Linked DNA regions of Homo sapiens: region 2 is linked to region 1. A link is a loop called in an ENCODE intact Hi-C map of the cell type or tissue named here. Cell type or tissue: gastrocnemius medialis. All regions are shown on one strand. Links, peaks and the distances in the headings refer to the core of each region. The heading gives the core; the rest is flanking DNA. Region 1 holds the start of KCNK17 (potassium two pore domain channel subfamily K member 17). Region 2 overlaps DNAH8 (dynein axonemal heavy chain 8).

Region 1 (8,200 bases), core at 1,289-6,288:
GGTCAAACTATGTACAAGTACAGAGCATGTGCTTTGGAGTCTGCTGCACCTCCTAGGTTTGGATCCCAGCTCAGCTCCTTGCAGGCTGTGGGACCTTGGGCAAGTGGCTCGATCTTTCTTTCTTTGTTTTTTTTTTTTTTTTTGTGACAGAGTCTTGCTCTGTGGCCAGGCTGGAGTGCAGTGGCGCGATCTCGGCTCATTGCAACCTCTGACTCCCTGGTTTCAGCGATTATCCTGCCTCAGCCTCCCGAGTAGCTGGGATTACAGACACATGCCACCACACCCAGCTAATTTTGCATTTTTAGTAAAGATGGGGTTTCACCATGTTGGCCAGGATGGTCTCAATCTCCTGACCTTGTGATCTGCCTGCCTTGGCCTCCCAAAGTGCTGGGATTACAGGTGTGAGCCACCGTGCCCAGCTTGCTTGCTTCCTTCCTTCCTTCCTTCTGTCCTTCCTCTCTCTCTCTTTCTTTTGGCTTGACCTTTCTGAATGCTGCTTCCTCCTGTAAAATGGGGATGCTGACATCCACCTACAGTGGGGGGTAATGATGAAATGAGGAATGGAGGTACACTGTAGAAGGGAATGTGAGCTTGCAAGCATCTGGTATATACAAGGTGCTAAATGTTTGTTGAATAAATGAATGATAGAACTCCAGTGAACTGGCTTCTGGTCTGAGGACTTCAGAAGCCTCTTGAGTCCCCATCTACCTCCCCCTCTGGCCTTTATGGGTTTCCTCTTCCAAAGGAGAGTTCTCCTTTCTGTAGGCATCTAGGGCGAGGTAAACCTCTTACTTTCCACCCACCTCTCTGCCTGCCTCCTCACCAACCCCTCCTCCTCCAGCTGTAGGTCCTGCCAAGTTCCATCATCTGGTACTGGTTTTTCTTCCCCATTCAGTTTTCACCAGCGGGATGGGGACACTAAGATTCCAGCTCTGAGAGGAGCCCCATGGAGGCCTGCAGCGTTCTCAGGCTGACATTAAATGGGTTTTTTTCCTCCCCACTATTCTCAGCCATCCCTCAGGTCAGCAAAAGGATGTCACCTACCTGTTGAACGCTGGGTAGCCACAGCCCCACCCAAGCCACCTTTCACTTCAGCATGTCTCCTCACTGCCACTTTGCATCTTGTTGGGATCTCTGGGCATCCTGCAAGAACCCTACAAGTCTATCTGTGATTGGTCTTCTCTGTACTTTCTCTGAATGCAGCTCCTGTTTCCAACCCTCTCCACCTACCTGGACCTCCTTACTGCTCCCCAAACACACAAGTCACATTCCCATCTCAGGGCCTTTGCACTTGCTGGCAGAGGATTCTCTCCTCAGATATCATCAGTTTGCTCCATTATTTTACTCATGTCTCTGCTTCAATGTTACTGTATCAGCTTCAATGTTACTGAATGGACACCCCACCTACAATAGGTGCCCCCATCACTATGAGACCCCTTTAACTAGCTTTACTTTTCTCTAAGCACACCCCACTACCTGATTATTGTCCATGTATCTGTTTAGTGTGTGTCCCCTCACACTAGAATGTCAGCTCCCCAAGGGCTGGGACTTGCTAATTTTGATTACCATTGTATCCTCAGCACCAGTGTCTGGCCCACACTAGGTACATATGTATGTGTACATACACACACCAAGGTATGTATGTGTGTATGTATGTACTTATCTTTTGAGGCAGAGTCTTGCTCTATTGCCTAGGCTGAAGTGCAGTGGCACAATCTCGGCTCACTGCAACCTCCGCCTCCCAGGCTCAAGCGATTCTCGTGCTTCTGCCTCCCAAATAGCTGGGATTACAGGCACCCGCCACCACGTCTGGCTAATTTTCATATTTTTAGAAGAGATGGGGTTTCATCATGTTGGCCCGGCTGGTCTCCAACTCCTGGCCTCATGTGATCCACCTGCCTCGGCCTCCCAAAATGCTGGGATTATAGGCAAGAGCCACCATGCCCAGCCTTCAATTTATTTGTTGAACAAATGGATGGATGAATGAAAGAACCAATGAGCAAGCCAGGAATGGAGTTCATAGATGAGTGATTTCTGGGCTCAGGCCTGTCCTACTGGCCCAGAGGTATTTGTGTTAGGGCTTGGAAAGTACTGCCCTTGCAGGGTGCTGGTCCCAGGGTAATGGGTTTGCCGAAGAGGCTGCCCTCTGCTGAGCCTCTCAGAATATCCCTTCTTCCCTTGTGGCATTCCAGATGTACCTCATCTTCCATCTCCCTCTCCTTCTCTCTCCAAATACCTCCCATGTGTAAGTGCATACAGGTGTGGTCAGCATCACAGAACCCTCACTCCCCTCCTGTTCACTCCACAATGGCTAGTCAACTCTGCTTCTCACTAGCCGTATGATCTGGGGGAGATGGTGCAACATCTCTGTGCCACCGTGTCCCCATCTGTGTCATGAAAATAGGCTGGACACAGTGGCTCACACCTGTAATCCCAGCACTTTGGGAGGCCAAGGCGGGTGGATCACTTGAGGACAGGAGTTTGAGGCCAGCCTGGCCAACATGGTAAAACCTGTCTCTACTGAAATACAAAAATTAGCCGGGCATGTTGGCAAGTGCCTGTAGTCCCAGCTACTTGGGAGGCTGAGGTAGGAGAATCGCTTGAACCTGGGAGGCGGAGGTTTCAGTGAGCTGAGATCATGCCACTGCACTCCAGCCTGGGTGACACAGCGAGACTCCGTCTCAAAAAAGAAAGAAAGAAAATAATAAGACCTATTCTTGGAGGTTGCCATAGGGACAAATTGAAATCTTAAATGTCAAAGTGCCCAGCACAGTGCCTAGTACAAGAAGACCTCGGGTGTTTCCTCAGGTGTACTGTGTGTGTGGGGTGGGGCAGGGCCCTCCTCTCTTTGCCCTCCTCACCCTCAAGCTGGTTGAAACTGAGTGGAGAGGAAAGGACAGAGGCATAATCCAAGCTAGGGGTGGTAGAGCTGGGAAGAGAGGTAGCAAAACTCTGAATTTGGTGGGCCAAAGTCACAGGCCCTGAGAAGAGTGTGGGAGGTGTGGGGTTTGCAGACTAAAGGACCCCCAAATCTGGGAGGCCTGGCCTACAGTGACTGTGTTTTAAGATCTCCTGCTACCCTGGAACTCAATACATGCCTGGTGAATGCATATTTAATGGAATTCCTTAACGTGGCAGTATTTATTGAGTGGCTGCTGTATGCTGGGCCTTGTAATAGACCCTTGGGGATGTAAAGATGAATCGGCCCATCCTGCCAGTCCTTCAGGGGCTCAGGGCCGCTGGAGTCTGAGATGCCTCCCAAGCATGCTTGTCTCAAGGATTGCCCAAGCTCCCATGTAGCTCTGAGGTCTGCTTTCAAGAAGTTCTGGCCAATTTAAAACTAGATGGAGAATCCTCTGGGTGCTCTTGCCTTACCCAACCCTGTGGGGAGGCTGGGATACTGGTGTCCTGGAGAGAGGATCCTGGCTGGCCAGGAACTGGGAGGCGGTAGCCCAAGTCACCAGTGATACCAGCCTGCCACCTGGTGGCAAGTCCTGTGTCATGCAGGAGTTGGGGCAGAAGGATCTGGGTGGCTCGACTTGCATGATTTCCTGGGTTTCAGAACTGCAGGGATCTAGCCTGCTCTTCTTTGCACAGCAGCCCCTCAGCACCCTCCTGAGACAAGCTCTACCTCAGCTCTTCCGCAGAGGAGGGTTAGTCCAGGTGTCCCTGTGTGTGGGGAGGATGGCGATGAGGAGTGGAGGGGGCTGTTTGCAAGCTGAAGAGAGGACTGTGGGAATGGGGTCTGGAGACAAGGACATGGGAGGAATGGCCACCTCCCCCAGGGCTGAGAAACGGGGGGTCTAAAGCTCTTTCTTTGGATTTCTACTTCTTCTTCCTTCCTAACTTTCCCTCCACTTCTCCCGACCACCACTCCCGGGGCTCAGTGTTGGGTGGGCTCAGCTGAGGAGACTGGCATCCTTGTAGTGCCCAGAGACATGTTTCTTGCTGTACTGGGAGACCTCTGCTTCCTGAAAGGCCATGTGGGGCAGAAGTCCCCTAGAGCAGTGCTTGTCAAACTCGAACAGTGCACATGAATCCCCTGGGGACCTGGGTGAGATGCTGAGGCTGAGTCAGCAGGTCTGTAGTGAGGCCCGAGACTGCTCCCAGGCGGTGTCCATGCTGCAGAGCTGAACTGCACTTGGAGTCATGAGACTCCAGGTAATCCCTCCAAAAGGCAACTAGCCTGTTGCCTCTCAGGGAGCTGCCTCCTTCCCCCACCCCCATCCCCCTGGCCCCATCTGGCCCTTACCAATGGTGGTGATGGTGGACACAGAAAAGAAGAAGGAGCCCACGAGCTCCCAGCGCCCCATGCTGGTGGTGTTGCTGAGGAGGCTGGCTCCGTTTTTGTATGCTTGGACGACATCCTGGGGAAGAGGCTGCAATGACCACCAGGCTCTGTGGGGTGATGGATTTCCTGTACCCCAAGATGCACACACACACACACACACACACACACACACACACACACACACACACAAACAAACCTACACACACAGCCCTCACAATTACTCTTCGATCCCAGCCCACCAGGGCAAGGAGGCTCTACCCCTCTCACCAAGGGCTCACCAGGTACAGCTACTGACAGCTACCATGGGGACAGCTCCTTCCCCACCCTTTACCCAGTGGCTAGGTCAGGTTGGAGTCCTAGTAAACCAGCGACTCATTTTCTCCCCTGCTCACTCCCATTCCTGCAACAAACACTAGGCCAGGCGTGATGTGTGGTGCTTTTAGGGGACGTGACCACAAGAGACATGACCCCAGCCCTCAGTGGTACATAGATAAACCTAATTAACTCTAATATGATGCAGTCAATGTCACTTTGGGCATTAAGGAGGAAGTGCAGCTACACAATCCTGGGCAAGGTGCTCAACTTCTCTCTGTGCCTCAGTTTCCTTACCTGTATAATGGTAATACAAATAGTACCTACTTCATAGAGTTGTTGTGTTAAATAAGGTATTATGTGTAGACTTAGTACCTGGCACATGGTGTTAGCAGTTGCTATATTGCCTATATGCATTATATAGGCATATAATGTTGTAGGACTCTGGGGAAGAAGGATGTTCATTCTCATTTGGGTAGGAGCAGAGGCCTCATGGAGAATGGGATGTTTTAGCTGGGCCTTTGAGGGTCAGGTAGGATTGCTTCTGGTGGAAGGATGTTTAGGTAGATGGGACAGCAGTGCAGAAGGTGGGAGGTGAGACTGCCTGGGACCTAGATTAGGGAGACTGGTAAGAAGTGATTGAGGCCAAGCTGTGCTTGGCTTTGCCATGCCAGGGATGAAGTCGCAGGTATCAGCCAAGGTCACTGAGCAAAGGGGAAGTAGGATCAGGTTTGTGTGCTCTGTGGCAGCTGGCAGTATAGAAAGGGTTGACCAGAGGGGAGAGACTCCTGCAGAAGTGAGTGATAGACGGGCCCTGGCCTGTCTCCTGGCACAGGTGGTCCAGGAGGAACAGAGAGGAGATATTCAGAAGCCCAGGCCTCTGGCCCTATTTAGTATGGGCAGTAAAGGAGATGTTGCAGAGGATTGTGAGGGTGTGTGGACATGGGGCAGACAATCGAGATTTAGGACAGGTGGAGAAGCAGGGCTGGGAGGAGGAGGACCACTTGCTCTTGGCCTTGAGGAATTTCAGAAGTTGCATGTCCACATCTGGTGCTCAGAAAGATCTGGGCTGGATACCACATCCTTATTCCTGGAGTTGGCTGAAGCCACAGGAGTGTTGAGGAAGGGGGTGAGGTGGGGGTGGAGGGAGTTGAAGGGAAAGCCCAAAGAGATGACAGCCTGGCTGGGAATCTTGGGAAGCACCCACATCCACAGGTCCACACTGAGGCAGTATTTATGCTGGTTAACAGCTCCAGCTCCTGGCTATGTAGCCATGCATTCGTATGTAACCTCTCTGAGCCTGTTTCTTCACCTCTGAAACAGGATGATAAAAACAGTACCCACCTGTGAGGGTGAAACAGGATGATAAAAACAGTACCCACCTGTGAGGGAGGTGAGACAAATGAATACGGGTAAAGTACCAGCAACAGTGCTTGGCACACGATAAGTGCTGCACAGAGGCATTTACTGTTATTATAATCACCATCATAGCCATCTCCCTGGGCCCAGGCTGCTTGTAGTCGAAGTTCACCACCTTTGCAAGGGTAATGGCAGGCAGCCTCAGCACCAGGACCCAGCAGTCGGGCTGTATTTGCAGAAGTCCGCAGGTGGGGAGCTGGAGGAATCACTTTAGGTCCTTAGTAGAGATAGGCCTGGCCCTGGCTACCTCCTGACCTCACCGAATCGGCCTAGTCCGAGGGTTCAGAACACCACTTCCGCTCCGCGCTGGGTCCCTTCCCACCCTGGCACGGTTCCCTGCCACCTTCCGGGGATTGGCTTTGGACTGGAGACTCTGGACGGATAAGCCACCAGGACTGCAAGACGGGGATTCTGGGCTGGCGCGCAGCTGTCTGGACTCTGGGCTCTTGGACGAAGGGGTGGGGAACCAAGCCAGGACCCAGGACATCAATGCCTCCGCCAAATCGAGCAGCTGCCAGTCTGGCGTCGCTTCAGTCCTAAGATGCGCCACCCCTAGAACCCTCCCCGGCCTCCTCCGCCCTGCTAGGCCCCACCCTTGAGGAGCCTCTGCTCAGATTTACCTCTGAGTCCTCCCCTGAACCCTGCCTTCAGCCTTTCTGGGCAGCCGCGCGGCGGCGGCGCGCCCAGTCCTTGTGTCCGAAGACTCGGAGTAAAGCGGGTTCAGCCAGAGAGCGGCCCTGCGTCCGCCCTCCTCTCGAACCCGGGTCTGCGCACGTCGAGCCCCCTCTCTGCGTTGAGGGTGGCCCCGACCAGCACGCCTCGGGCCCAATCCACCCACCCTCCGGGACAAACGCGCCTTCCCCCAGGCTCCTACGGCCGCGCCCTCGCTCCTGCGCATCCTTAGACCCGGCGCCCCTGCCGTCCCAGCTCCCAGTTCGCAAACGTGCGCCCGGGTTCCCCCTCTGGAAGCGGCCAGGTGTGGCGTTTAGCTCTTTGCCACGGGTGCGGGTGCGACCAACCCCCAAGCAGGCTCAAACGCGCCCTTTCCCGGGTCAGGCCGGGCGGGGCCGGTTACGCGCGCGCCCCCTGCCGTAGTCGTCCTCGCCCCCAAATTTGGATGTGTCCCCAGGCATCTGCCTCCTCACCGGGCCAGCATGCCCTCTCGCCCCCAAGTAGGACTCAGCCCGGCTTCTCGCAGTCCTCTCGCTAGGGCGAGGGTCTTTTCCTCCGAGGTCCCCCAACCCTCTGGTCCCCGCGCAGGAACGCCCACCCCCGTTGTGCCCGCGTCTGCGTTCCCGACGTTTCCCTGAACAGGAAACACCTGACCAGGGCCTGAATAGGCCCCCTCGCCCTCGGCCCGTACACCCCGCGGCCCGCTACCCCATCCCGCCGCGCCCAGGCCGACGCCGCTCGCCCCTGACCCGGATCAGCGAGTCCAGCGCCGGGCGGTCCAGACACGTGAAGTTCTGCAACAGCTCCCACTTGTCGCGCTGGAAGCTGCGGCTGGAGTCCTGCGCCGCGCGGCCCTCCAGCGTCCAGAACACGCCGGTGCCCAGCGCCAGGTAAGCCAGGTAGGCGAGCAGCAGGAGCACGGTGCTGGGCACCGCGCAGCCCCGGACCCTGCCCTCGGGAGCCGCCCGGGCTCGCGGTCGGTACATAGCGGGAGAGGCGGGGAGCCGGCGCCGGGAGCGGTGGACTAGGACCCGGTGGGAGGGAAGGGCCAGGCGTCCAGCTCGTATCTCCTCTCGCAAACGCCTGCTGGTGCCCGGTTTCGCCGGGGAGGAGGAGTGTTGGGGAATGGGACAGCCTGGCCCCACCCAGCCCTGGGATCCAATCCCCGGGACAAAAAGAGGCTCTGAACTGTGGGCATCTGGCCCCGCCTCAAATGTGTGCGGGGTGCCCACCTGCTAGGCCTAGGCCAGGGAGAAGGAGGAAGCTGCTGGGTGACCGCAGGCGCTGAGGGAAGGGGCCCAGAGCCCCCTCACATTTCCTGAAATGAACAATGGGAGGGACTTCTGGAAACCGCACTCAGAGGTAGGAGATAGTAGAGACCAACTTTATTGTCTTGGGGCCCCTGCCTAAGTTCTTGGACTCGGGGGCTATCTCCAAGGACTTGCTGTCTGTCAATCTCAAGACCACCTTGGGTCTCCCACACCTCTGTCCTTTCCTTTGTACCCC
Region 2 (5,000 bases), core at 1-5,000, 440 kb before region 1:
AAAGTTGAAGAAGAAGTGGTTCAGGAAGCTACATTCTAGTTACAAAAACTAACATCTGTGGAGTTCATTAGTGTTACAAAGTCTTTTCAGGTGTATCGTCTTATTTGAGCCTCACAGCAACTCTGTGGGGTCTGGATGGCTAGCTTGTTTATTGTCACTTCACTTATTGGGGAATGGAGACTAGAGGTTGCAGGATTCCCCCATAATCACCATCAGCTGAGAAGAGGGGACAAAAATTTATAAGATTTTCTGGTGCCAAATCCACTGCTCCTGCCAGTATACCTCACTGCCTGTATGACCAACATGGACTGTAATGGAGGCTTAGACTCCCTAAGTCACCCAGGCTGGAGTGCAGTCTAAGCCTCCCTTAGATAATGGTATTTTGGAAATTCCTAGACAAGTACTCAAGAAAGCATCAGCAAAGCCCTAGAGAATAAAGAGAAATCATAAGGGGTCAGATGTTGGGAACAGGGCAATCTATGCATTAAAGACATTGCAAGCAAGGATTGGAGTCAGTGTACTCAAACCTACTGCTTATAAGAAAGGCTCAGAACACTGCCCTGATGGACTTTTGCAGCCATTGTTGGATGAAGTCATGCAGGGTTATGGCTATTTCCCCAATTTAAATAAAATATCCGTTCTTTAATTTCATGGGGTTGGGACTACAAATTATCATTTTTAAGGTTAATGCAAATGCCACTGTGAGAAGCAAAGATTCATGTGATAAAGTAATGAGGTCGTACTTTGGAGCAGTAGACTGGGGCAGGATTGTAGAACACATTGAATGCTAACGAACTTTGGGTACAATATAGATTCAGTGGTGATTGTATTAGTCTGTTCTCACACTGTTAATAAAGACAATTTATAAAGGAAAGAGGTTTGATGAACTCACAGTTCCACATGGCTGGGGAGGCCTCACAATCATGCTGGGAGGTGAATGAGGAGCAAAGTCACGTCTTTACATGGCGGCAGGCAAGAGAGCATGTGCAAGGGAACTCCCGTTTACAAAACCATCAGATCTTGTGAGACTTATTCACTATCATAAGAACAGCAGGGAAAGACTTGCCCCCATGATACAATTACCTCTCACTGGGTCCCTCCCACGACACGTGGGAGTTATGGGAGCTACGATTCCAGATGAGATTTGGGTAGGGACACAGCCAAACCATATCAGTGATATTCTGGAGAAAGTACTAGAGAATACAAGCCTGATTAGGAGAGTAATAAATGGTTCTCTGGGGATGAAGTGATAAGTACTATGCACATCCCAGCTAGCTGATAAATGTTTGTTGACTGAATGAGTAAATTTATTTTAAACTATGCCACCTTAGGTTGATGAAGATGAACCCCTGTTCCTCAGCTTAATCAATGACCTGTTCCCAGGACTGCAACTGGATAGTAATACTTATGCAGAACTGCAAAACGCAGTAGCCCATCAGGTTCAGATAGAGGGTTTGATTAACCATCCACCCTGGAACCTGAAACTCGTGCAGGTAAAGACATTTTAATCTATTATTAGTATAATGATAAGTATGTGTTAAACATTCCTGTCTGAATAGAAAAACTCATAGTTAGTCTTACTTGATGTAAATGTTAAATGAAAACATCATATATACATCATTGCAAAAAGAATACTTGGAAGGATGTGGTGGTCCTAGGAAGATAGTATGGATTTACCCTGCCTCACAGTAATCAAGCAGTAATTTACTGCAGTTTTTACTTATACCTGGTGACAATGTTGGGCGGAAATAGTAGGTTATAAAAACTCTAGGGGAACGGAACAACGCAGATGTCTTCTTGTGCCAATCTGATAGTACTGGCTGCAGCTGGGTGCCTCAGTGGAGTGCAGAGCCTGAGGAATCTGGGAGTGCTATTTTGCTCCTGCTTTGTGTGTGGACATGTTATATCCTTCACCTACACTAAAACCTGAATCTTTTGACTGCATATGTTGGTGTCTTTCTGTTCATCACATTTCATCCTTGTGACAACCATCTAACCACTTGATTGGATTACCAGTAGAATCAAGAACTTGTAGCAGAGACACAGGATTAAATCTCTATGAGCTTGATGCTTTGGGAATATTTTCCAGAGCTTTTGGAAAATTAAGGAGCTGAAATTGTGGACATTGTTGAAAACTGCATTTGAAATATTAATATAACGATTCTTATTTTAACTTACTGTTCTTGCCAGATTATAAGATGTGCAAGTATCTGAGATACATCCAAATCTTACAAAGAAATATGTGCATGGGGGAAAAGTCTTTTTCATCATTCATGTACTGGAAACCATTTTAAGAGTTTAAAAAATTTCTGGGAAAACATGATTTTATATATGATATGCATACAGTATACTGAGTTTTAAAATTCTTGCCATCTCAATGGGTGGCGACTAGAATTTTGGGTTCTTTGTTGATGTCAATAACATTGCTCTTGAACATGTCAGGAACAGTGCCTCTGTTGCTTTTAAACTATAGTTTACAATGGTAATACATTTCTGTCCAAAATGTTAGGAGAATAACTCACTCTCCCTCTGATCAGCTGTCAGACCTTTGACTTCTTAATTTTTTTAATGAGAAAACTGCAGACGGGATGTTATAGCAGCGGCTGTCCATGATCCTAGCATGTCTCCTCGAATCTCTTGTACCATTTCCACGTGCCCCTGCCCAGCTTCTGTGTGTTTTCGCTTCTAATAGCAAAAGGAGGCCTGGAGCCATTTTGTTGGCAGGCACAAAGAGTAGGTGCTGCACGGGAGTTTATTTCCCATCCACCCCCAAACAAACGTCTCTAAGAGTTGATGGAGTAGGAAAGTCAAGCTTGCCTGGTTCCAGGTGGAGCAATCTTTGAGGTGTAAGTTACACTCCAGTCTCCCGAGGGATCAGGCTCAAGTCTGTCCTCTACAGGGCTTTGTCCTCAATCACACCTTGCTTGGCTTCTTCCCATTCCTGTCCTGCTTTCCTCTTCTCTTACTGGTTTCTCCTGGGAGCACTACCTGAATAAATCACTTGCACAGGAATCCTCATTCATGATGTACTTCTGGGGAATTAGAAGGCCCCTTTGAAACGGATCTTCACTGTGATGCTCTGCGTTGCTGCTTTCCACCACTAAGGGGCGATATCATCACATTGGATGCCGAGAAAGTTTGCGCATGGAACAACTGCTGGTTATAGACCAACAAGCCAAAATCACAGGGAATCATCACGCAAGAAGCAAAAACTAGATGCTGAGTTAATTATTTCCAAAATGTAATTCAAGCTCCACATTGTTATTACTTTAGCACATATCGTTTTATAACGTGGTGCTCATTTGCTATGCACATCTAGTAAAACAACATTTTTTACAACTTAAAAATAGTGAACTAGTTACGTTAATGAAGAGCTTATTAAAGCCTTTAATCTTCAAGTAGCTACTATGAATGTCAGCAAGAGACTCATAAATTACATATTTTAATTTACTGGTTAATTGTGTAGTTATATGAGACGTCTTTGGTACGGCATGGCTTGATGACTCTTGGGCCCAGTGGTTCTGGAAAGACAACCGTTATCACGATTCTAATGAAGGCGCAAACAGAATGCGGAAGGCCTCATAGAGAAATGCGAATGAATCCAAAAGCCATTACTGCACCTCAGATGTTTGGCAGACTGGACACTGCTACCAATGACTGGACAGATGGGATTTTTTCTACTCTGTGGAGAAAAACATTAAAAGCTAAAAAAGGTATACACAAACCTCCTTTGTGATCATTTTTTCCCTGCTAGCGTATTAACACAGTATTTTTTTGATTTTTCCATTTTAATTACTTGCAAGTGAAAAGTGATTTTCTGTTTTAATTATTTTCAGGTGAAAACATTTTCCTCATTTTAGATGGTCCTGTGGATGCCATCTGGATTGAGAACTTAAATTCCGTTTTGGATGACAATAAAACTCTGACGTTAGCTAATGGAGATCGCATTCCCATGGCCCCTAGTTGTAAGCTTCTGTTTGAAGTCCACAATATCGAGAACGCCTCTCCTGCCACGGTTTCTAGGATGGGCATGGTCTATATCAGCAGCTCTGCTCTCAGCTGGAGGCCAATCTTACAGGTGGGGCAGAGAGATGGGAAGAAGAACCCTCAGAGTCTCTCCACGTTTCACTTTCTCAATAAACACAGATTCTGTTTCTTTGTTGCAGGCATGGTTGAAGAAACGCACTGCACAGGAAGCTGCTGTATTCCTGACACTGTATGAGAAAGTCTTTGAAGATACATACACATATATGAAGCTAAATCTCAATCCCAAAATGCAGCTCTTGGAGTGCAACTATATTGTGCAAGTAAGATTTTTTTTTGTACATTTACTACTTCGATTTTGATTTTTTTTTCACTCAGTTGCAGTTTACAGCCATCTGAAATAGAAAGTTCAGACAGTCCATAAAAATCATTTGATGATGTGGCTGTAAAAGCTCTGATAATTTTGATTTCTATTAAAGATCTTCTTAATGATCTTACTGTTTTCTCTATTATTTTCACTTCCCAGAGGGATGTTGTCAGAGGAAGGGGAATGAACTATCTTTCCCATTGTCAGGTTTAGTGACCTGTCCCATAAAGTGTGTATAATAATGACAGTCAATAAAATATAGTAATTAATTAAATTTTAAAATAAATAAAAAATAACACATACACCTACACACACACACACACACACACACACACACACACACACACACCCCTGCACTCCAGCTGGGGCGACAGAGTGAGACCCTGTCTCAAAATAAATAAATAAGTAAATAAAAATAAATAAAGTTGGTAGCTTCGTGGGAAAGAACAGAAAGGGGCCTGTTGCAATCAAGAAAACTTGGGAGGCAATTTTGGCTTTGGAAATTTAGCATATAACAGGTAAGGAAAATCTTTAAATAAAAATTATCTGACAAGTAGTTGTAGCATTGTTTTTTCCCTTTCTTCCTTCCTTTCCTCTTTCTTTCCCTTTTTCTTTTCTTTTCTTTCTTTCTTTCTTTCTTTCTTTCTTT

The links. A loop is a pair of places that touch in the nucleus more often than their neighbours do. Peaks named below come from ENCODE experiments on the same cell type or tissue, not always from the same donor. Only the 100,000 strongest peaks of a DNase experiment are listed, where the experiment ranks them.
Region 2: it touches region 1 in a loop (22-fold over the local background); 89 of 110 quality-filtered maps call a loop at or near these places.

What each region holds. Positions count from the first base shown.
Region 1 is chr6:39,306,641-39,314,840 of GRCh38, forward strand. KCNK17 (potassium two pore domain channel subfamily K member 17) reads right to left here and starts at 7,779. Exons shown (of 5, transcript NM_031460.4): 1 at 7,444-7,779; 2 at 4,253-4,367. The coding sequence starts at 7,680. It overlaps LOC105375047 (a long non-coding RNA gene), which reads left to right and starts at 7,316. Exons shown (of 3, transcript XR_926774.3): 1 at 7,316-7,584. It also overlaps a transcript of KCNK16 not described here. In gastrocnemius medialis, for the core only: a CTCF peak has its summit at 3,480 (motif pointing left); a DNase peak (open chromatin) is centred at 3,510; H3K4me3 peaks cover 37 bases.
Region 2 is chr6:38,869,070-38,874,069 of GRCh38, forward strand. It overlaps DNAH8 (dynein axonemal heavy chain 8), which reads left to right. Exons shown (of 93, transcript NM_001206927.2): 49 at 1,332-1,493; 50 at 3,467-3,713; 51 at 3,837-4,078; 52 at 4,167-4,307. Among named protein-coding and RNA genes, the nearest start is that of DNAH8-AS1, 82 kb to the right of the region's middle. In gastrocnemius medialis, for the core only: a CTCF peak has its summit at 3,103; no DNase peak of the experiment used is centred there; H3K27me3 peaks cover 427 bases.